3 separate regions of the Homo sapiens genome follow, and all the other regions are linked to region 1. The links are chromatin loops, found by intact Hi-C in ENCODE. Cell type or tissue: heart right ventricle. All regions are shown on one strand. Region 1 overlaps GMFG (glia maturation factor gamma). Region 2 overlaps FBXO17 (F-box protein 17). Region 3 has its middle 19 kb from the start of FBXO27.

The links. Peaks named below come from ENCODE experiments on the same cell type or tissue, not always from the same donor. Only the 100,000 strongest peaks of a DNase experiment are listed, where the experiment ranks them.
Region 2: it touches region 1 in a loop (3-fold over the local background); 45 of 110 quality-filtered maps call a loop at or near these places.
Region 3: a loop joins it to region 1, with 6 times the contacts of the local background. A loop is called at or near these places in 19 of 110 quality-filtered maps.

The regions. Positions count from the first base shown.
Region 1 is chr19:39,323,635-39,331,634 of GRCh38, forward strand. It overlaps GMFG (glia maturation factor gamma), which reads right to left. Exons shown (of 7, transcript NM_004877.4): 5 at 5,910-5,992; 6 at 5,366-5,439; 7 at 4,725-4,914. The coding sequence ends at 4,843. Among named protein-coding and RNA genes, the nearest start is that of LRFN1, 6.8 kb to the left of the region's middle. In heart right ventricle, CTCF peaks have their summits at 4,656 (motif pointing left) and 4,855; a DNase peak (open chromatin) is centred at 4,627; H3K27me3 peaks cover 494 bases.
Region 2 is chr19:38,949,335-38,957,334 of GRCh38, forward strand. FBXO17 (F-box protein 17) reads right to left here. Exons shown (of 6, transcript NM_024907.7): 2 at 637-1,002. The coding sequence starts at 985. Among named protein-coding and RNA genes, the nearest start is that of MRPS12, 22 kb to the left of the region's middle. RefSeq lists silencers at 571-630, 3,475-3,769. In heart right ventricle, a CTCF peak has its summit at 3,438 (motif pointing left); a DNase peak (open chromatin) is centred at 517; H3K4me3 peaks cover 882 bases; H3K27me3 peaks cover 443 bases.
Region 3 is chr19:39,047,609-39,055,608 of GRCh38, forward strand. It overlaps the pseudogene LOC124904801. Among named protein-coding and RNA genes, the nearest start is that of FBXO27, 19 kb to the left of the region's middle. RefSeq lists an enhancer at 4,866-4,915. In heart right ventricle, CTCF peaks have their summits at 4,823 (motif pointing right) and 5,022; a DNase peak (open chromatin) is centred at 4,833; H3K27me3 peaks cover 1,296 bases.

The sequences.
Region 1 (8,000 bases):
CTCCTCTTCTGTTCCAGCTTCTTCTTCTTCTTTTTTTTTTTTTTCTTTTTTTTTTTAGAAATGGGGGTCTCACTATGTTGCCCAGGCTGGTCTGGAACTCCTGGGATCAAGTGATCCTCCCGCCTCAGCCTCCCAAAGTGCTGGGTTTACAGGCGTGCACCACCACTCCTGGCCCCTCTTTCAGTTTTAACAATGACTTTTCTTTTCTTTTTTGAGACAGGGCCTCACTCTGTCACCCAGGCTGGAGTGCAGTGGCATGATCTCGGCTTACTGCAACCTCTGCCTCCCAGGCTCAAGCGATTCTCCTACCTCAGCCTGAGTAGCTGGGACCACAGGCGCCCACCACCACACCCGGCTAATTTTTGTATTTTTAGTAGAGACAGGGTTTTGCCATGTTGGTCAAGCTGGTCTCGAACTCCTGACCTCAAGTGATCCGCCCACCTCAGTCTCCCAAAGTGCTGGGATTACAGGTGTGAGCCACCGCATCCGACCCCTTGTTCAGCTTCTACGATGACTTTCCTATTCCTCCAACACACCAGCCCACAGCAGCAGCCCCTGAGCATATGCACTCTTCTCCCCTTTCCATGGCTGCTGGTTCTTTCTTTTCATGATGGTCTTAAATGTAATCTCTTCAAAGAGACCTTCCTTTTCCATCCCCAATTTACACACACCATCCCTACCTGGGCCCCCAACCAGCAGTCTGATGTTACTTTGAAATAGAAGAAGAAGGAGAAGGAGAGAAGAAAGGAAGAAGAAGGAGGAGGAGGAGGAGGAGGAGGGGAGGAAGAGGAGGAGGAAGAAGAGAAAAGAAAAGAGAGAAGAAAAGAAAGGAAGAGGAAGAAGAAGGAGGAGGAGGAAGAAGAAAGGAGGAAGAAGAGGAGGAAGAAGAGGAAGAGGAGGAGAAGGAGGAGGAAGAAGGGTGGCTGGATGGATATATGATGAAGTAATACCTTGACGTGTCAGTGGTGGCATCTAAGTGATGGGTATATGAGTGTTCACTATAAAATTATTTCAACTCAGGCTGGGCGTGGTGGCTCACATCTGCAATCTCAGCATTTTGGGAGGCCGAGGAGGGAGGATCAGTTGAGCCCAGGAGTTCAAGACCAGCCGGGCAACATAGCGAGACCCCATCTCTAATAAACTTTTATATAAATATATATATAGATATATATATAATACACACACACACACACATATATATATAATTATTTCAACTTGGCTGCATGTTTGAAATGTTTCATAGTAAATGTTAGGGAGTGGGGAAGCAGGACTCTTCTGGCGGCAACAAACAGCCCCACCAGGTGCCACCATTTCTATCTAGCACATCACCTTATTTATTTCCCTTATAGTATTTATCACTCTCTTTATTTTTATTTTAAAAGGAAAAAAGAGATGAGGTCTTGCTGTGTTGCCCAGGTTGGTCTCGAACTCCTGGGCTCAAGCCATCCTCCTGCCTTGGCCTCCCAAAGTGCTGGGATTACAGGCGTGAACCACTGCGCCTGGCTCTTGTCACCCTCTTATTTTGTTTACTTGTTTACCTATTTATTGTTATTTATTTACTGTCTAGTCATTGAAATATAAGCCTCCCAAGGGAAGTGGCACGGACACCAACATCTTCCAGTGCCCAGAATAGTGACTGCCACCCAGGAACTCAGTAAACGTGCTTTTCTTAAAGACAGGGTCTCCCTCTGTCACCCAGGCTGGAGTGCAGTGGCGTGATCATGGCTCACTGCAGCCTCGACCTCCCCAGGCTCAGGTGATCCTCCCACTTCAGCCTCCCAACTACAGGCACGCACCCCCACACCCAGCTAATTTTTTATTTTTTGTAGAGAAGCGGTCTCATTATGTTGTCCAGGCTGGTCGCACACTCTCGGCCTCTAAGATTTCCAGCCTCGGCCCCCCAAAATGTAGGGATTACAAGGTGTGAGCCACTGCACCTAGACAACATGTGTTCTTTTTATTTTATTTTTATTTATTTATGTATTTATTTATTTTGGAGACGGAGTTTTGCTCTTGTTGTCCAGGCTGGAGTGCAATGGAGCGATCTCGGCTCACTGCAACCTCTGCCTCTCCGGCTCAAGTGAATTCTCCGGCCTCAGCCTCCCGAGTAGCTGGGATTACAGGCACGTACCACCACGCCCAGCTATTTTTTTGTATTTTTAGTAGAGATGGGGTTTCACCATGTTGACCAGGCTGGTCTCGAACTCCTGACCTTAGGTGATCCTCTGGGATTACAGGCGTGAGCCACCGTGCCTGGCCCAACATGTGTTCTCAAATGCGTCTTGGGAGAGGACTGGGGATCTAGTCTGGCTCCAGACTCAGTTCAGGGACCACAGGAAGGAATAAATAACGACCTCTTAGCCCAGGTTCCCTAGAAGAAAAGGGTATACCCAGCAGCTGGAGAATGTCCCATAAGGTAAGGGAATGTGTGAGTTGGCCTGAAAAACGGGCAACAGGTTGAACTAGACATCTTAATTGTTTCCCTGGAGCCCTAATTCCTGCCCCAAACCTAATACAGACCCTCTACCAATCCCATTCTTCTGGCCCCGCCCCAAGCCTAGGCCCCACCCCCAGACTCTTAGGCCCTGCCCCAAAGCAAAAACTCCAGCCCTTTTAAAGCTAAGCAATGCCCATTCCGGCCCTTTCAAGGTTAGGAAGTCCCCCAAGTCTAGGGCACCGACTCAAAACTTAGGGAGCTTGGATCTGTGGGCGTTTATAGGATAGGTTGGTGGAACTAGAGGAGGCGGTCCCCAGTTTGTACTGCCTCTCCAGGGAATCTCCCCAAACCCGAAGACACGTCCCATTGTGCTGACTCCTCATTGGATAGTGCAGTCTGTTCTGGCCTCTCTGATTGGTCCTTCCACAATCCCTAGCTGTACTCCCTCTGCATTGGACTGCGCCTGTGAGCCACCCTTTCTGATTGGCCCCTGCTTTCCCATGCTTTGCTCCTGATCGGGCAAGTCCTTGTGCATGGCTCTTTCTGATTGGACCGTTTGTAATCACAAGCCTGGATGAAACAGAAGTTCCACTATGGAGGGTGGGAGTACCACCAAGGAGGACGAGGAGGAGGGGGGGGAGGGGGAGGGGGAGAGGGAAGGGGAGGGGAGGGGGAGGGGAGCGGGGAGGAGGAGGAGGTTCCCTAAGTCTCTTGCCTAAGAGAGAGTGTGGCCATTGACCCCCAAGATAGCCTGGGCTTAAAGAGTTCTAACTGTACAGACCACAGGTGCCTTTGGCTTCTATGCCTCAGATTTTTATCGTCTTTAAGTTGGAGAGAATAATAGTACCTTTTTCACGAGGTATTGCAATAATTAAATAAGCTAATGCCTATAAACTGCTTATAGAAGTACCTGGTACATAGGAAGCCCTCAAGAGGAGGGTCAGCTATTAGTATTCATTTGATCATGTAAGTGCATGACCTTGGATGAGTCCCTCTGCCTCTCTGACCTCTGCAGGCCAGGAGTTCCTTGTCCATTTAATTGAATGACCCCTCTTGTCTCCAGTCCTCCTCCTCCTCCATCTCCTGCCTTCAGGGACTGGGCCTGTGATCAGAGGGAGGGACAGAGAGATAGGGACAGGAAAACAGCACTAGTGGAGGGCAGAGGAGCTCAACCTAACCCTCCAGAGAATTTAGGGCAGGGTGAATTTTCTCTATGGACCAGTGTAGAGTGATTCTATCCCGAATCCCTCATGCAAAGGACTTGCCCTGATTGGGGGTGAGCGGGCAAGAGATAGGGTAGAGTGGGGTGGTAAGGGGATGGTGTGTTAAGGCTGGGAGGGCTTGGAGCTGGGCTTTTTGGACCCTATCCCCGGAAACACCAAGGTTGGGGGAACGGGCAGCCCAGGCCCAAGGTCACTATGTCTTTGTTACCATGGCAACAGCCACCTCTCTACCGGGAACCTGAAAAGGGGTGGGGGGAGGGAGTTCCCACGTCCCTGAAACCGGGGACAGAGAGGGGAACAATTAGAAACATGGAAGAGAAGCAGAGAGACAGAAAGGGTGTGATTCATCTCTGTGAAGACCTGCCCATCTCGGAATTCTCAGAGCCCGGTACATTGTGGGTACTTAATCAATGTCCCTCAGAGACAGACGCAGAAAGCCTGAGAAAGTTCGATGTCAAGAGATGCCAGAAAAAAGAAAAGAAGAATCTTCAGATGGGGGCAAGTGTCCCTTCCCTGTCTCCTCAATCTCACACCCCTGGGAGTCCACCGAGGGCCCAGGATCGACTTCAGCTTCCCCAGCCCTGGGTGTTCAGGCCTACCTGACCGTACAAACCATCCACCCCCCAGCAGCTCCTGAGATCCTGAAGCAATTACGTTCAAACCTCTTCGGCCTTTAAATTCTTCCTATCTAAGGGCTCAGCTGAGAAAAGTCGCATTCGGTGATGCCTCCTACCCCCCAGAGGTGGGGAGTGGGGGAGGAAACGGGCACTTTGCCTCCTTTATTCTCAGGGGTCCTTGTTCCCCTTGGGAGTGACCGCTCTGTAGATCCAGATATTTCCCCAATACCTCCAGGAGACCCAGGCCTCGCCCATCCGTCCCCCACCCCCCAAGGAAATCCTTCAGGCCCTTCCCTTTCTTTCTAAGAAAGAGGTATCCTCCTTCCCTCCCGGGACCCAGCTCGCATTCCTCTAGGTCAGCCCGCCCCCTGCTGGCCCAAGCCTCGTACTGCAGGAACCGTCGGCTAGAGCCCAGAAGAGGCAGAAACTGAGTCCAAACTGAGGATCTCCGAGTTTTTGCATTTTAAAATTTATTTAAAGTCTTGGTTGTTCAGGTCCTAGGGGTTCCAAGTCCCCAGTCACCTTGAGGACTCAGACATCAGGAATTCAGTCCCCAGCCCAGAGATCAACGAAAGAAAGACAACTTTTCTTGGAGCCAGGCCTCAGTGAGGTCATCAGTGGTGCGGATTTCGAACACCTGGGCAGAGAGAGGTCTCGGCATTATGATCTACTCAAACACTGAGACAGTGGCTGGGCACGGTGGCTCACCTGTAAGAGAGCACTTTGGGAGGCTGAGGTGGGTGGATCACTTAAGGTCAGGAGTTCGAGACCAGCCTGGCCAATATGGTGAAACCCTGACTCTACTAAAAATACAAAAAGTAGCCAGGTGTGGTGGCGTGTGCCTGTCGTCCCACTACTTGGGAGGCTGAGGCAGGAGAATTGCTTGAACCCAGGAGGAGGAGGTTGCAGTGAGCCGAGGTTGTGCCACTGCACTCCAGCCTGGATGACAGAGCGAGACCCAGTTCTTTAAAAAAACAAAAACAAAAACAAAAACCACTGAGACAGTGAGGACTCTAGTCCCTCTTCCCTCAGACCCAGGACCCACACCACCTCTCCCTAACACTCTGGAGCCCCATCCCAGTCTGAACCTTTGTGAGCTCTGCTGTCTGCACCAGCCTGTTTTTACTCCCTGCATACATCATCTGTTGTTCCGGCTTGCAGCCTGCGTGGAAAAGAGGAGAAAGGCACATCAGTGGGGACCCAGGCGTGTTCTCTAAAGCTCTAGTAATGTCCTGAAGGCCCTGCAGCTTGCCAAGGGTCCTAGGAGCTCTTCTAAGGAGGTCCCTGCACTGTACTCAGTTTCTAGGTTGGCTTGGGGGCTTCAAGTTATTCTGAGGGTCTCTGGAGATGATTTAGGGGCCAGACGGGGATTTCTAGGTGAAAGGAAAAGGTGGGTTGGCTTAGGCCCCAGGACTGAGAACGGGTGGGCTCTTGGTGAATCTGAGCCCCCACCTCCACTTCACTGCCCTCCCACATCATGCGTGCGACACACACACATCCTCACCCAGTCACACACAGGCTGTCACATGCTCACACTCTTACACAAGTGCCTGCACACATTCGCATTTACACACAAACACACACACACAGAATCGAAGACCCTCTCCTGAGGACAGTAGAGCTGTGTCTCACCCACAGGGCTGGAGAAGATGAAACACAAAGGGTAGGACACTCGGCCATCGTCATGCACGTACTTGTAGCTGTAAACCACGAACCTACCGTGAAAGGGAATTGAAAATCAGGACTCTGGCCTGCAGCCCAGGCTTAACAGCCATTACCTGAGTCCACAGCCTTGAAATGTTGGCTGAGTCTGAGAACCCAGGGTTGATGTCTGGGACTCAGGGTACTGACCTCAAACACAACAAATGATTAAAAAATAATCATAGGGCCGGGCGCAGGACTCACACCTATAATCCCAGCACTTTGGGAGGCCGAGGCGGGTGGATCACCTGAGATCAGGAGTTCGAGACCAGCCTGGCCAACATGGTGAAACCTCGTCTCTACTAAAAATACAAAAATTAGCCTGGAGTAGTGGTGGGCGCCTGTAATCCCAGCTAGTCAGGAGGCTGAGGCAGGAGAATCGCTTGAACTCAGGAGGCAGAGGTTGCAGTGAGCCAAGATCACGCCATTGCACTCCAGCGTGGGTGACAAAAGTGGAACTCCATCTCAAATAATAATAATAATGATAGTGCTCATTTGACTCACAATTACTTTATAATATAGGTGCTATTAATATCCCCATCGTACAGATGAGAAAACTGAGGCCCAAAGTCACTTGCCTAAGGTTCTACAGATAGGGGAGAGATTTGAACCTGGGAAAGTGAATGCCAGCGTGTAAGTTCTCACCCCCTATGCAATTCTGTCCAGTGCACTTGAACCCCAGGTGCACTGTGACCAGTGATGGCTACAGAATCATCCAAGCCCGGTATAAAATGAAAATGTGGGGCATCTTGTTCAAGAAGCAGGAAAATTGTTTTCCTTTCTTTTGTAGTCTCTCTCTAGACTGATCATCGTCTTTTTTTTTTACTGTTATTAGAGACAGGGCCTCACTCTGTTGCCCAGGCTGGAGTGCAATGGTGCGATCCTAGCTCACTGCAGTCTTGAACTCCTGGGCTCAAGCAATCCTCCTATCTCAGCCTCCAGAGTAGCTGGGAGTATAGGTGCACACCACCATGCCCAGCTAATTTTTTTTTTTTTTTTTTTGAGACAGGGTCTCACTTTGTCACCCAGGTTGGAGTACAGGGACGTGGTCTCAGCTCATTGCAGCCTCGACCTCCCAGGTTCAGGTGATCCTCCTGCCTCAGCCCCCCAAGTAGCTGAGATTACAGGGGCGTGCCACCACATCCAGCTAATGTTTTTTGTGTTTTTTGCAGAGACAGAGTTTCACCATGTTGCCCAGGCTGGTCTCGAACTCCTGAGCTCAAGTGATCTGTCCACCTCAGCCTCCCAAAGTGCTGGGATTACAGGCATGAGCCACTGCGCCTGGCCTTTTTTTAAAAAATTTTAGTAGAAATGGGGGTCTTGTTATGTTGCCCAGGCTGGTCTTGAACTCCTGGCCACAAGCAGTACTCCCACCTCAGACTCCCAAAGTGCTGAGATTACAGGTGTGAGCCACTGCGCTCAGCCTGTCTTTTTTAGTTTGCTATTTAAAGTCGTGCTCCCTCGGGCATGAGGATATGCGCAGGCAGAGTGCAGATGCTCACAGGAACACCCTGTAACTTGTCAGGCAAGGGGTGCCTTCTGGACCCTGACCCTCCCTACACCAGCAGGAAACCCAAGGACAGCAGCGGTCACTGGGTGGGTGCAGAGAGTGGGTGGCTGAGAACCTGTTCAGGGAGGCAGCCAGGTGGTGGACTGCCTGTGAACCTAGCTCCAAACCCCAGCACATTTGTGTGAAGTCCATTGTCCCATCTGACTTCATACAAAACAGAAATTCAAAGATAAAACTATAAAGAAGGTGACCGTTAACCCCCATGTGTGAGGCCCCCTCCTGGGTGCGGGGCCCTGTGCAATTATCATATGCCCATGAAGCTGGTCCTTGTTGAGTCCTACAGCCTCTAATCCTAGAGACCCAAAATGAATTCAGTCAAGATGAAAAATCTTAGCAGACCAGTTTTCACAGAAATAGTCAAAGAGCTCTTCCACCAAAAAAAGCACCAGGCTCATGTGACTTCGCCCAGGATTCTACCTGATAGTTAAAAGTCGAGTCATTCCTTTAGCAGG
Region 2 (8,000 bases), 370 kb before region 1:
AGTGATCTGCCCCCTCGGGCCTCCCAAAGTGCTGGGATTACAGGCGTGAGCCACTGCGCCTGGACTAATTTTTAAATTTTTTAGAGACAGAGTCTCACTTTGTTGTTCAGGCTGGTCTCAAACTCCTGGCCTCAAGCGATCCTCCCACCATAGACTCCCAAAATGCTGGGATTACAGGCGTGAGCTACTGCACCCCACCATTTTTTTTTTTTTTTGAGACAAGGTCTCTGTCACGCAGGCTGTAGTGCAATGGCACGATCATAGCTCACTGCAGCCTTGAACTCCTTGGGCTTAAGCGATCCTCCTGCCTTGGCCTCCCAAAGCGTTGCCATTCCCACCGCGCCTGGCCCCTGTCCTGTTCTGCATCCCCTCTGCATACCAAACTACTTGCTTTCTCCCCCGGCCCAGCCAGGGTCTTCCTGCCTTGCCCCGCCCACTCGTTCGGATTCCCGGCTTCACCTTCTCCAGCCCCGCCCACCGGGCCTACCGCCCAGGCACTGCGTCCCTCAGCCCCGCCCCCTGGCTCCTCCAGCGGTCTCGCCCATTGGCTACATCTCTCAGACTCTGTCCCGGCCCCGCCCCCGCCTCGCTCGCGCGGCCCCCCTCAGCCTCCTGGGCCCCGCCCCCGTCACCCACGCTCTCCGCAGGAGTTGAAGATGAGATTGCGGCCGAAGGGCGCGCGCAGACAGTAGCGCGCCAGGGCGCACAGCGGGAACTCCTCCTTGTCTTCGTTGCTGGGCAGGCAGCGTTGAGCCACTGCGTAGAGTGCGCGGCCCTCGGCGCTGCGGTCGCGGGCCAGCTGCAGCAGCCACACAGTGGGCCCGTCCACTATGTCGCGCCAGGCGCGGCACACTGGGCGGCATCGCGTGACCAAGGAGCGTGGCGGCACGTGGCTCAGCACCTGCACCAGCAGCTCCGGGGGCAGCGCGTCCAGGGCCAGGGATGGGTCCGCCGGCAGCCGTCGCCGCGATAGCCGGGCGCCCATCTCCAGTAGCCAGAGTCCTGCAGGTCGAGAGGGGTCGGTAGGCGGGTCAGCGCAGCCAGGCCACCCCCTCCCTACCTTGTCCCCCAGGGCGCAAGGCCCCTGCTGCTCGAGAGACCCCATTAGGTCCATGGGCAACCAGGGACCCATTTCCCTCTCTGATCCTAGGCCTTTCCCAATCTTCCCCACTTGGGTAAAAGACCCCTGGTCTGACTCTGACCCCCGTCAGGACCGCTGATCACGGCTTCCGTCTGGCGTTCAATTGTGTCAGGCTAAGCGCTTCAGGTATATGACCAGTGAAATGGCAAAAGAACTAACATAACTAACCCCATTTTTGTTTAAGGGGACTTTACCCATTCCTGCACATGGCTAGGTTAATTTTAGACCGCTGAGATAATATGCAAAAACAGCAATCATGTAGTTTTTAAAACTAACTCTGGGATTAAAGAAGTATGTAAACAACTATGTTTTGTCAAAGATTTTTTTTTTTTGAGACACAGTCTTGCTCTGTTGCCCAGGCTAGAGTGTGCAGTGGCACGATCTTGGCACATTGCAACCTCCGCTTCCTGGGTTCAAGCGATTCTCCTGCCTCAGCCTCCCGAGTAGCTGGAACTACAGGCGCCCGCCACCACGCCCGGCTAATTTTTGTATTTTTAGTAGAGACGGGGTTTCACCATCTTGGCCAGGCTGGTCTCGAACTCCTGACTTCGTGATCCACCCACTTCGGCCTCTCAAAGTGCTGGGATTACAGGTGTGAGCCACCACGCCCAGCCTGTTTTTTCAAAGATTTATAGGGGCATTGTGACCCAACCAAGGACAAAGAAGTCATCAACCTCCTCGGACCCTAGCTGGCACTCAGATGTCTGCAGTGGTCACCTCCTTATTTTTATTATTATTACTTTTTTATGGAGCTAGAAACCAGGACTATAGCCTCTACCTCCTGGGCTCGAGTGATCCTCCTGCCTCAGCCTCCCAAGTAGCTGGGACTATAGGTGCATGCCACTATGCCCAGCTAGTTTTTTATTTTATTTATTGTTTTGTAGAGATGGGGTCTCACTACATTGCCCTGGCTGGTCTTGAATTCCTGGGTTCAAGTGATCCTCCTGCCTCAGCCTCCCAAAGTGCTGGAATTGGTATGAGTCACTGCGCCTGGCCTGTTGGTCACCTCTTGATCACAATGCCCTTCTCTTCCCTCTGCCCCTAAAAAAAAAAAAAATTGTACTGATTTAAGATGGTACTTTAGGATGATAGTCCACTGTGTTCTCGGTTTGCTGGCTCTCCAAATAAACTTGCTTTTCCTCCCACCAACTGTCATCTCTCTTGAGTTTGGCTTTCTATTTTTTTTTTTTTTTTTGAGGCAGCCTCACTCTGTCACCCAGGCTGGAATGCAGTGGCCCGTCTCGGCTCACTGCAACCTCTGTCTCCCAGGTTCAAGTGATTCTCCTGCCTCAGCCTCCCGAGTAGCTGGGACTACAGGAATGCACCACCACACCTGGCTAATTTTTGTATCTTTAAGGAGAGACAGTTTCACCATGTTGGCCATGCTAGTCTCGAACTCCAGACCTCAGGTGATCCACCCACCTCGGCCTCCCGAAGTGCTGGGATTATAGGCTTGAGCCACCACGCTCGGCCCGAGTTTGGCTTTCTTTTCTGAAACCGAGTCTTACTCTGTTGCCCAGGCTGGAGTGCAGTGGCACAATCTTGGCTCACTGCGACCTCCGCCTCCCGGGTTCAAGCGATTCTCCTGCCTCAGCCTCCCAAGTAGCTGGAATTACAGATGTGTGCCACCACACCGAGCCAGTAATTTCTGTAGTAGAGATGGGGTTTCACCATGTTAGCCGGCTGGTCTCAAACTCCTGACCTCAAGTGATCCACCTGTCTCAGCTTCCCAAAATGCTGGGATTTCAGGCGTGAGCCACCACGCCTGGCCTGAGTTTGGCTTTTGAGTGTTGAGCGGCCAAACCTCAGTCGGGTTACAGACCCACAAGGAAACCCACTGCGGAAGAAACCATTTCTACCCCATACCCCAATGTGTGCCAGCTACTGTGACCTTTGGAACCCATGACCCATCTTCAACAAAATCTCTTCTTGCCTCAGTTACTTCTCTGAACATTCCTACCACCTTCTTGCTCTAACTGGAACCCAGCTCTCCTGTGGGCCTTCCAAGTGGGGAGGTCTCCGTGCTCCTGGGAGCTACTTCCTGACCATTCTCCCTCCACCCTCCCCAAAACCCCCAGCGATGAATCTCATCACTACCTTGCTTCATGCGTCATCTGCTGACCCAGATCATGACTCCTCTCTTCTCCCTAATTTTAGCTCTGGGCTCACGGCCGCTCCCGCTGCTCTTAGCATCATTCTCAGTGATTTCTATAACCAGATAGTTCTTCCGCAGCCCCAACCTCTCTGTTCCCTGACCTCTCTCTAGTGACTTTTTCCTTCCCCAACATCTCCCTCTCGTGGTCAAACCCAGACCTTGTTTGAATAACAGCAGCCTCTTCAGAACCTCAATCTCACACTCACTCTCCACCCATCACTTTTTCTTTCCACCTCATTCCCTCCAGTGCCCCACTCGCATGATCCTTCCAACCCACTGTGATCTCCCATCCGTTGTCCCTTTCATATTTTACTCCCCCTCACCCTCCCATGCCCTCATTTCTTCCTTAGCCAGCTTAAATTCCATGGTTAATCATTAAAAACATTCTTGACCTGGCACGCTGGCTCATGCCTGTAATTCCAGCACTTTGGGAGGGCAAGGTGGGAGGACTGCTTGAGGCCAGGAGTTTGAGATCAGCCTGGGCAACACAGCGATACTCCACCTGTACAAAAAATAAAATGAAAAAATTAGCCGGGTGTGGTGGTGCACACCTGTAGTCCCACCTACTCCAGAGGTTAAGGTGGGATGATCGCTGGAGCCCGGGAGTTGGAGGCTGCAGTGAGCTATGATTATGCCACTGTACTCCAGCCTGGGCAACAAAGCGAGACCCTGTCTCTAAATAAAATAAAAAGAATAGCAAAAAAAGTGGGGCTGTAGCTAGAAGGGGAGGTGAAGTCAAGAGAGGGTTTGGGCTGGGCACGGTAGCTCACACCTGTAATCCCAGCACTTTGGGAGGCTGAGGTGGGCAGATCACTTGAGGTCAGTAGTTTGAGACCAGCCTGGCTAACATAGTGAAACCCCATCTCTACTAAAAATACAAAAATTAGCTGGGTGTGGTGGCGCACCTGTAATCCCAGCTACTCGGGAGGCCAAGGCAGGAGAATTGCTTGAACCCAGGAGGCAGAGGTTGCAATGAGCTGAGATCGCACCACTGCACTCCAGCCTGGGCGGCAAAGTGAGACCCTGTCTCAAAACAAAACAAAAACAAAAACAAAAAAAGAGAGAGGGTTTGTTTTGAGATGGGAGACAGGATGCTGTGTGGGCTAACAGGAGATCCAGTGCATGGGGGAAACTGAATGAGCAGCAGAGAGAGGTGAGAACCAGGGACGGTGGCTGGAAGTGGGCGGGAAGGTGGGAGCAGGTGATGGGACAGTCACAGCAGGAGAACGGGTGTGGGCAAGGGTGCAGGTAGGTGGTAGAGGCGGGGGTGGCTGTGGAAGTTCACTTCTCATCTCTTGCATTTTCTCTGCAAAATAAGAAGCCAAGGGAGAGTGAAAGGGGGGGAGGAGGTGTTGGAAAGGATTAGAGGAGAAGGGAAAAGGTGTGAATTAGTTGTCTAGAAGACAGGAGGAAGGAGGGGATCAGAGAAATGTCATATGGCTGCCAGGCAGCATTGGGGTCCGCCTGAGGGTCAAGTTCACAGACTTGAAATTAGCCTGGCCAGGGGGCTGTGTTGTTTTTTAGCTCACTCAAGCTGTGTGGGTGCAGGCACGGCAGAGAGGAAGGCTGGATTTAACCAGGGTCTCATGCAGGAGGAAGCCAAAGTGGGCAAGGGTGTGTGCAGAGAATGTGTTATTTTTTATTTATTTACTTTTTTGAGATGGAGTCTCGATCTGTGGCCTAGGCTGGAGTGCAGTGGCGCGATTTCAGCTCACTGCAACCTCCACCTCCTGGGTTCAAGCGATTCTCCTACCTCAGCCTCCCAAGTAGCTGGGATTACAGGCCTCTGCCACCACGCCTGGCTAATTTTTATATTTTTAGTAGAGACAGGGTTTCACCATGTTGGCCAGGCTGGTCTCGAACTCCCGAACTCAGGTAATCCACCTGCCTCAGCCTCCCAAAGTGCTAGGATTACAGGTGTGAGCCACTGCGCCGGGCCGAGAATGTGTTTTTTTTTTTTTTTTTTGAGACAGAGTTTCACTCTTGTTGCCCAGGCTGGAGTGCAGTGGCGCGATCTCAGCTCACTGCAGCCTTCACCTCCCAGGTTTAAGCAATTCTCCTGCCTCAGCCTCCTGAGTAGCTGGGATTATAGGCGCCCGCCACCACACCTGGCTAATTTTTATATTTTTAGTAGAGACAGGGTTTCACCATGTTGGCCAGGCTGTTCTCAAACTCCTGACCTCAGGTGATCCGCCCACCTCAGCCTCCCAAGGTGTTGGGATTAACAGGCGTGAGCCACTGCGCCTGCCCTGACAATGTGTTATTTTATTATTATTATTATTATTATTATTATTATTATTATTATTATTATTATTTTTGAGACGGAGTCTTGCTCTGTTGCCCAGCCTGGAATGCAGTGGTGCGATGTCGGCTCACTGCAAGCTCCGCCTCCTGGGTTCACGCCATTCTCCTGCCTCAGCCTCCCGGGTAACTGAGACTACAGGCGCCCACCACCATGCCCAGCTAATTTTTTTGTATTTTTAGTAGAGACGGGGTTTCACCATGTTAGCCAGGATGGTCTCGATCTCCTGACCTCATGATCCGCCCGCCTTGGCCTCCCAAAGTGCTGGGATCACAGGCGTGAGCCACTGCAACTGGCCTTTTATTTTTATTTTTGAGACAGGGTCTTGCTTCTTCACTCGGGTGGGAGTGCAGTGGTGTGATCATGGCTCACTGCAGCCTCAACCTCCCAGGCTCAAGTGATCCTCCCACCTCAGCCTCCCAAACTGCTGGGATTAGAGGCATGAGTCACCGCATGCAGCGTCTTTGTTTCTCTTTGTGGTAAAACTTCTCAAAAGAGCTGTCTACCCAGTATTTTCTGCTTCCATTCTTTCTAAAACATTTTCTTTCTTTCTTTTTTTTTTTTTTTTTGAGACAGAGTCTCCCTCTGTCACCCAGACTGGAGTGCAGTGGCACAATCTCAGCTCACTGCAACCTCTGGCTCCCAGGTTCAAGTGATTCTCGTGCCTCAGCCTCCTGATTAGCTGGGACTACAGGTGCGTGCCACCAGGCCCTGCTTATTTTTGTATCGTTAGTAGAGACAGGGTTTCACCATGTTGCCCAGGCTGGTCTTAAACTCTTGGGCTCAAAGGATCCTGCTGCCTTGGCCTCCCAAAGTGCTGGGATTATAGGTGTGAGCCACTGTGCTCGGCTCCAGCTCCACTTCTTGCTATAAATTATATGACCAATGGCAAGTCACTTAATCTCTTTATACCTCAGTTTCCCTTTCTGAAAATGGGGCTGCTAACGGTGCCTCCATCATAGGGCTGTTGTGAGGATGAAATGAGTATTTTAAAGCACTTAGGAAAAGCCCCTGTAGGCTCCTAAATAAGAGTGATATTAATTTAATATTAGTCCAGGCATGGTGGCTCACACCTGTAATCCCAGCACTTTGGGAGGCTTAGGTGAGCGGATCACCTGAGGTCGGGAGTTCAAGACCAGCCTGGGCAACATGGCGAAACCCCATCTCTACAAAAAATACAAAAAGTAGCGGAGCGTGGTGGTGGGCACCTGTAATCCCAGCTACTCAGGAGGCTGAGGCAGGAGAATCACTTGAACCCGGGAGGTGGAGGTTGCAGTGAGCTGAGATCGTGCCTCTGCACTCCAGCCTGGGCGATAGACTGAGACTCTGTCTCAAAAAAAAAAAAAAAAGATGATGTCAGGAATTTTTGCTACATTCATGGACTACTTGCCTGACACAGGCTTATTTCTTTTTTTTAAGTAAAACCTTAATTTGTTTAAAAATGACAATAGCTGACATGAATTGAGCACTTATTGGGCACATGAAGATAACAAGCATTAGATCATTAAAGCCTCTTAACCAAGGGCATCCTCAAAGGAGAGTTTTGCCCATTAAACAAGATGATAGAATTCATGAGCTGATCCAGCTTAAATGCTCAGCACCGTGGCTTAATAAGGGCCAATAAATGCCACTAAATGAAAATGTCACAGCTAAAATAGTTGCTGTCAGCCAGGCACAGTGGCTCATGCCTGTAATCCCAGCATTTTGGGAGGCGGAGGTGGGTGGATCACTTGAGGTCAGGAGTTCAAGACCAGCCTGGCCAACATGGTGAAACCTGTCTCTACTAAAAATACAAAAATTAGCCAGGCATGGTGGTGGGAGCCTGTAATCCCAGCTACTCAGGAGGCTGAGGCAGCAGAATCGCTTGAACCTGGGAGGTGGAGGTTGCAGTGAGCCAAGATCATGCCACTGCACACAGCGAGACTCTGCCTCAAAATAAATAAATAAATAAAATAGTTGCTGTCACTTTTTAAAAATGATGTGTCATAATAATGGCAACTAACATAATTTAGTGTTTCACATTAATTTTTAAAATATTAATATTAATTTTCACAGGTGTGAGCCACCATGCCCAGCCTCTGACATCATCTTTATTCCTACCGCAGAAAGAATGAAGCTGTGGAGACAGACTTTACAAAGACCAAGCTGTGCTTTTCTCCAGGTGGTTCTGAGTTGCATTAATAGTTCACTGAGGCCCGGCGCTTGAACCCGCGAGGTGGAGGTTGCAGCGAGCAGAGATCACATCACTCACTGCACTTCAGCCTGGGTGACAGAGCGACTCTGTCTCAAAAATAAATAAATAAATTCCCTAGGTTTATAAACAAGTCTACCAGTCTGCCTGGCATGGGTGTGATGTGCACCAGAGTTTAGTTTCCTGGAGTTCTTCTTAGGAGGAGTTCTTA
Region 3 (8,000 bases), 280 kb before region 1:
TAATTAATTATTTTGTAGAGCCACGATCTTGCTATGTTGCCCAGGCTGGTCTCAAACTCCTGACCTCAAGTGAGCCGCCCGTCTTGGCCTTCCTAAGTGCTGGGATTACAGGCATGAGCCACCACACCCAGTGAGTGTCAGAACTGAACTGAATGAGAAAACACCCAAGTGGTGTCTGCTGTCAAATTGCTTGGTGTGGGACAGAAAACCCCCCTATACACCCAGAGTCCCTGAAGTATTCTGTGTTGTGAGAATACAGCAGGAGAAACTGGATTTGTTTTTCTTGTGTGGGGGGACAGGAGGAAGTAAGGAACAGAGAAAGAAGGATGCTGCTCAGAGACAGGTGAGACAGGAGGGTGGACCAGCCCAGGACCGGGGCATAGGAGCCAGGAGAAGTGGCTAATTCTGGATAGATTTGAGGGTGCCCACAGGATTTGCTGAAGAATTGGGCATGGGATGCTGGGCCACACAGAACACGTTCAGGATATCAGGCGATGTTTTTTGTGAAGTCCTTGTCTATAGAAACAGTTTGATTGAAAGATGTGGCCAGGTGTGGTGACTCACGCCTGTAATCCCAGCACTTTGGGAGGATGAGGTGGGAGGATCCTTTCAGGTCAGGAGCTTGAGACCAGCCTGGGCAACATGTAGAGAGCCCATCTCTATTTTTTTAAAAAAGGGAAAAAGCAATTTAATTTCTTTTTTCTTTTTTGACTAGAGACAGGGTTTAGCCATGTTGCCCAGGCTAGTCTGGAACTTCTGGGCTCCAGGGATCTGCCCACCTTGGCTTCCCAAAGTGCTGGGATTACCAGCACCCTAAAAAAAGGAAAATTTTAAAAAAAGAAAAATTTGTTACAAAATTCATGGACCTAAGTGAGGTATAGTGATTTATCAGTGATAGAGAATAATGCACAGAGAAGAGGTACTTAGGTATTTGCTTTTTGTTGAACCCACCACCGTGAAATCCACCAAAGCGTCCAGGTACCATCTCCTCATGTCCCTTTTTTGTCATCCTGTGTCATTTTGGGCTAATTTAATATCCCTCAGCATGCAAAAGAGGCAGCATTGCTGTTACACTCAACATCCTTGCTTCTGCTGATCTTTTTTTTTTTTTGAGACAGAGTCTTGCTCTGTCGCCCGGCTGGAGTGCAGTGGTGTGATCTTGGCTCACTGCAACCTCCGCCTCCTGGGTTCAAGTGATTCTCCTGCCTCAGCCTCCCAAGTAGCTGGGACTATAGGCATGCGCCACCATGCCCGCTAATTTTGGTATTTTTAGTAGAGACGGGGTTTCACCATGTTGACCAGGATGGTCTCGAACTCCTGACCTCAGGTGATCTGTCCACCTCAGCCTCCCAAAGTGCTGGGATTACAGGTATGAGCCACCGCGCCTGGCCACCTCTGCTGATCTCTATGGCTATCTGTTTAACACTGGTCACATCGTTCCTCATGACACTGCCCCAGGAGGCTGCTTCATCTGTTGTGACATCCATGAATACCGGCTTCTGGTGACTTCGTCAGAGGTTTTCTTGGGCTGAGTGGATGACAAACACAAATGCCAATGCCAATCTTTATTCTTCTTGTCAGACAGTAATGTGCTGATGTCATAAGAAGGCTTAAAAGGGAGGCGCATTGTATTACTCCGTTTTCACGCTGCTGATAAAGACACACCTGAGACTGGGTAATTTATAAAGAAAAAGAGGTTTAATGGACTGACAGTTCCAAGTGTCTGGGGAGGCCTCACAATCATGGTGGAAGGCAAAGAGCACGTCTTATATGGCAGCAGAGAAGAGAGAGAATAAGAACCAAGTGAAAGGGGAGAAACCCTTACAAAACCATCAGATCCGCCGGGCACGGTGGCTCACGCCTGTAATCCCAGCACTTTGGGAGGCCGAGGCGGGCGGATCACGAGGTCAGAAGATCGAGATCATCCTGGCAAACACAGTGAAACCCCGTCTCTACTAAAAATACAAAAAAATTAGCTGGGCGTGGTGGTAGGCGCCTGTAGTCCCAGCTGCTAGGGAGGCTGAGGCAGGAGAATGGCGTGAACCCGGGAGGCAGAGCTTGCAGTGAGCTGAGATCGCGCCACTGCACTCCAGCCTGGGTGAAAGAGCGAGACTCCATCTCAAAAAAAAAAAAAAAACCCATCAGATCTCGTGAAACTTATGCACTACCAAGAGAACAGTATGGGAGAAACCGCCTCGATGATTCCATCATCTCCCACTGGGTCCCTCCCACAACACATGGGAATCATGGGAGCTACAATTCAAGATGAGATTTGGGTGGGGACACAGCCAAACCATTTCACGCATCTCACTTAAGAGCATGAAAACCCAATCATCAAGTTTACGAACTACAAAAGGATCAAATGCAAGTCTTTTATTTATTTATTTATTTATTTATTTATTTTTGAGATGGAGTTTTACTCTGTCACCCAGACTGGAGTGCAGTGGCACGATCTTGGCTCACTGCAACCTCTGCCTCCCGGGTTCAAACAATTCTTCTGCCTCAGTGTCTTTTAAAAATTTTTCAAATATTTTTTAGCAGTGGTGAGGTCTTGTTCTGTTGCCCAGGCCGGCCTCGAACTTCTGGTCTCAAGCAATCCTCCAGCCTCTGCCTCCCAAAGTACTGGGATTACAGACGTGAGCCACTGCACCCAGCCAAAAGCAAGTTTTTGTTTGTTTGTTTGTTTGTCTGTTTGTTTTCTGAGACAGAGTCTCGCTCTGTCACCAGGCTGGAGTGCAGTGGTGTGATCTCGGCTCACTGCAACCTCTGCCTCCCAGGTTCAAGTGATTCTCCTGCCTCAGCCTCCCATGTAGCTGGGATTACAGGCGTGCACCACCACGCCCGGCTAATTTTGTATTCTTAGTAGAGATGGGGTTTCACCATGTTGGCCAGATTGGTCTCAAACTCTTGACCTCATGGTCTACCTGCCTCGGCCTCTCAAAGTGCTGGGATTACAGGTGTGAGCCACCGCGCCTGGCCCCAAAAAGTTTTAACCAGAGTAATGTGAGCAAGAACTTTTCTGGTCATGTTAAATGATCATATTTGGAATTTCCTGGTGGAAATGTAGAACCACACACCTTCCACCCAAGTCTGTCTTTAGGCCACCATCCCCGCATTCAAAAAGCCTTTTTTTTCTTTTTTTTTTAGACAGGGTTTCACTCTGTCACCCAGGCGGAGCGATCGCAGTTCACCTAAGCCTTGGCCTCCCAGGTTTAAGCAATTCTTTCACCTCAGCCTCCCGAGTAGCTGAGACTGCAGGTGCATGCCACCACGCCTGGCTAATTTTTCTGTATTTTTAGTAGACATGGCGTTTCCCTGTGTTGGCCAGGCTGGTCTCAAACTCCTGACCTGAAGTGATCCACCTGCCTCGGCCTCCCAAAGTGCTGGGATTACAGGCATGAGCCACCACACCCAGCCAAGATTTTTAAAACTTTTTACAATTTTATTTTTAGAGCTGAGGTCTCACTATGTCACGCAGGCTGATCTCAAACTCCTGGGCTCAAGCGATCCTCTTGCCTCAGCCTCCCAAAGTGCTGGGATTACAGGCGTGAGCCATCGTGCCTGGCCCCTAGAGTCCTTCAACACTGACCTTGTCTTAGCCTTCAATATCCCTGCAACCTGTGAGAATAAGCAAAGCAAATACAGTGACCACGTGTCTGTCCCTCCTGGAGCCCAGCTGTAGCTGACCGGAGAGCATCGGGTGCCCATCATGTTGTGGAGTCACGGTCTCGAAAACCCTGGGAGGGGAGAGGCACAATTTGCCCATTATGGAGAAGAAACTGGCCAGTTCTTCAAGAGCTTGATGTCTCTTTTCCTGGCAGCAGGAGTTACAGGCCATGAATACTAGTTTCTGTGGGAGAAATAAAGGAATCTTTGCAGATGGCAAGGGAAAAAAACAGCTCCTTTCTAAAAGGACATTGCCTGCCAGGGACGGTGGCTCACGCCTGTAATCCCAGTACTTTGGGAGGCCAAGGCAAGCAGATCGCTTGAGCTCAGGAGTTCAAGATCAGCCTGGGCAACATGGTAAAATCCTATCTTTACAGAAAAATACAAAAATTAGCTGGGCATGGTGGCACACATCTGTGATCCCAGCTACTGGGGGAGGCTGAGGCAGGAGGACTGCTTGAGCCCGGGAGGCAGAGGTTGCAGTGGGTGGAGATCAGGCTGCTGCACTCCAGCCTGGGCAACAAAGTGAGACTCTGTCTCAAAAGAAATAACAATAATAAATAAAATAAAATAAAATAAAGGGGCATTGCCTTATTGTAAATCCAAGTTTACTAAGTAACTAGCCTCAGTCTAAACACTGGGGAAAGTACAATTCTGAGATGATAGGCCGTTTAGATATGAAGTACCAGATGACATCCTACGTGTATATAATCTGTATTTTGGCTGGGCATGCTGGCTCATGCCTGTAATCCCAGCACTTTGGGAGGTCGAGGCAGGTGGATCGCTGGAAGCCAGGAGTTTGAGATCAGCCTGGCCAATGTGGCAAAAACCTGTCTCTACTGAAAACACAAAAATTAGCTGGGCATGGTGGCAAGCACCTGTAATCCCAACTACTTGGGAGGCTGAGGCAGGAGAATCGCTTAAACCCTGGAGGAAGAGGTTGCAGTGAGCCGAGATCGCGCCACTGCACTCCAGCCTGGGTGACAGAGCGAGACTCTGTCTCAAAAAAAAGAAAAAAGAAAGTTGATACATGGACCCATCTACCTGGCTCCACGCTAAGAGGTGGTCATGGACCATTGATGACCCAGTGTCCTGAATGTGTCCTGTGCCCAGGGTACGTCCAGAAGCTTCGTGGCAGCACCATTCTGGTGGCCGCCAGGGGGCGCCATGTGCTTGCCAGGCAGCAGTCCTGGAACTGGGGTCCAGCCACAGGGCCCCAGGACCACGCCACAGGGCAAGAGTCCTAGAGTTCCTGGTAGTTTCCAGCTGAACCTATGCACACGGGGTCGTTGGTGGAGGTGGAACTAGATCTCTGCAGAGCACCCTAAAGGGGAGAAACGGGACAGGCCCACACAGGTCTTGGTCTGAACTGGGAGTACCCTGCCCTGAGAGCACTGTGGCTTGGCTGGCCCCAGCTGCTGGAGAGGGACTTAGAGGAAAGTGCCACACAGTGTAGGATGCCCACTTGCCTGGTCCAAGGATGCTCCTGGTGGGTGTGAGAGAAACAGCAAAGTCCAGCATTTCCAGACTTGGATTTCTCCAAGGTTTCCAGTCATGTTGCCATTTATTGGGAAGGGGAATGGTGCAGGACTGGGGGAAGGAATAGGAAAATCAGGGCTTCATTTTGGGGAAACTGAGGCTCAGAAAAGCCCACAGGCACCGAGCAAGGATGTGAAACCATTTCCCTCGTAACCCCCGGGCGACACCGCCTGCCCCAGTTCCACGTGAGGTTGTAAAGCACTGATGCTGCTGAACATTTTCATAAATGACTTCATTTAGTCTCATCAACAATGAGCATTTTGATCCCATTTAGGGGGAACAAAGGGAGGCTCAGAAAGACCTTGCCGAGGCCTTAGATGGAGGAGGTGGCAGATTTTAGTGTGCTCTGAGTCCAGGCCCACTTTAGGCTCACAGAACCACCTCAACCCCTTTCTGCCCTAGGCCGGGCTTTTCCGAGCCTCCCTCTGCCCACTTGCCTCCTCCTTCCAGGAGTCAGGGTACTGGGGGGCTTCCCGCCTGCGCCCAAGGGGCCATAGGGCCTCATTCCCATCCATTCCTGCCTCTGTGCCTTGCTCTAACCCAGCTGGCCACAGCCCCACCTGGCCCAGGTGCCGCCGGCCCTGCTTGGTCCCCATACAAAGGCCTGTGGGAGAGGCTGGGAAATTGCCATCCACCTGGGGACAGTGGGAAACAGTCATCGTCAGCCTGTCCATATCCAGGACACCGTGCTGCATCCTGGCTCACAATCAGGAACCAGAAGGCAGCACGGCCCCCACAGGGCTGGCACGGGCAGCCTCACTGTGGCCTGTGCCCTGGGCAGTACCAGGCAGCTCCATCCTGTGGTACCCAGGCTGAGTCCATCTCTTACGCCCACGCCCAACCTCTCAGCAAACCCAGGCAGCTCCAGGTGCACAAAATCTGCACAGCACCTGCCCTTTCTCGCCCGACCATGGCCACCACCCTGGCCCCATCCACCCCTGTCTCCATCTGGACCATCACTCCCATCCACAGACTCCCTGCTCCTTCCCACCCCACCCTCGCAATCTGTTCCACAGCCACAGGGAGACTGTGAACACCTGTGTCACTCCTCCGCCCAGAACCCTCCCGGGGTGCCATCCTGCCCTGAGTAAAGGGCAAAGTCCTCCCCTACGGCCCACCAGGCCTCACATGATCTGCCCCGCCCCACTCTGACTCTGTGGCCTCCCACAGCCTCCTTGCTCACCCAGCCTGGCCACTGCTTATTATTCTGTTCCCACCACGGGGACTTTGCTTGGCTGCCCCTCCCCATAGGTCACTCCCTACCCTCCTTCCAATGTTTGCTCAAATCTTGCCTTCCCAGCCAGGCTTCCCCTGACCACTGCCTTTAATACTTTAACCACCCTGCCTTTTTTTGAACTCCTAATTTTTTATTTTTATTTTTATTTTTTGAGATAGGATCTAGCTCTGTTGCCCAGGCTGGAGTGCAGTGGCGTGATCATAGCTCACTGCAACTTTGAACTGCTAGGCTCAAGGGATTCCTCCTGATTCAACCTCCCAAGTAGCTGGGACTATAGGTGCACACCCAGCACTTATAATTGTAATTTTTAATAGAGATGGGGTTTCACTATGTTGCCCAGTCTGGTCTCAAACTCCTGGCCTCAAGTGATCATCCCACCGCAGTCTCCCAAAGTGCTGGGATTGCAGGTGTGAGCCACCACACCTGGCCACCACACTGCCCTTTTTACCCCCTTTGCCTACTCTGATTTTCTTGGAAACCTTCCATAGACTTCACAGCTTCCTCTCACCATCCCACTCATCCAGCCACTGGCCATGGCCACCTTCCCTGTTACTGTACGCAGGCTCCAGGAGGGCTGGTCAGCTCAGCCTCTCTGCTGGAGTCCTTTATTAGTTTCCCATTGCTGCTGTAACGAATTACCACAAACTTGGTGCCTTCAAACACATTTATTCTCTTGCTGCTCTGGAGGCCAGAGTCTAAAATCAGTTTCACTGGGCTGGAGTCAAAGGAGCGGAAGGACTGCCTGCCTTCTGGAGGCTCGGGGGAGCCATTCATTGCCTCTCCTGGCTTCTGGAGGCTGCCAGCATTCCTTGGCTTGTGGCTGCATCACTCCAATCTCTGCCTCTGGAGTGATTTTGCCTTCTCCTCTTCTGTGTGCAACCTCCCTCTGCCTCTAATTTATAAGGACACTTGTGACAGCATATATGGCTTACCAGGTAGTCCAGGATAATCTCATCTCAAAACCATTAACTTGGCCAGGCGCGGTGGCTCATGCCTGTAATCCCAGCACTTTGGTGGGCCGAGACAGATGGATCACCTGAGGTTAGGAGTTCGAGACCAGCCTGGCCAACATGACGAATCCCTGTTTCTACTAAAAATACCAAAATTAGCCAGGTGTGGTGGTGCGTGCCTGTAATCCCAGCTACTTGGGAGGCTGAGGCAGGAGAATTGCTGGAACCTGGGAGGTGGAGGTTGCTGTGAGCTGAGATTGTGCCATTGCACTCCATCCTGGGCGACAGAGCGAGACTCCATCTCCAAAAAAAAAAAAAAAAATCATTAATTTACATCTGCAAAGACGCTTCTTTTGTATAACATAACATTTATAGGTTCCAGGGATTGGGTTGCTGTCTTAGTCTATTCAGGCTGCTAGAACAAAATACCATAAACTGGGAGGTTTAAAAAATTTATTTCTCACAGTAGTAAAGCCTGGGACATTCAAGATCAAGGTGCTGGCAGATTCGCTGTCTGATAAGGGCCCTGCTTCCTCATAGAGGAGGTCTTCTCCCTGTGTTCTTACAGAGTGGAAGAGGCAAGGGCTCTCTCTATGGCCTGTTTTATA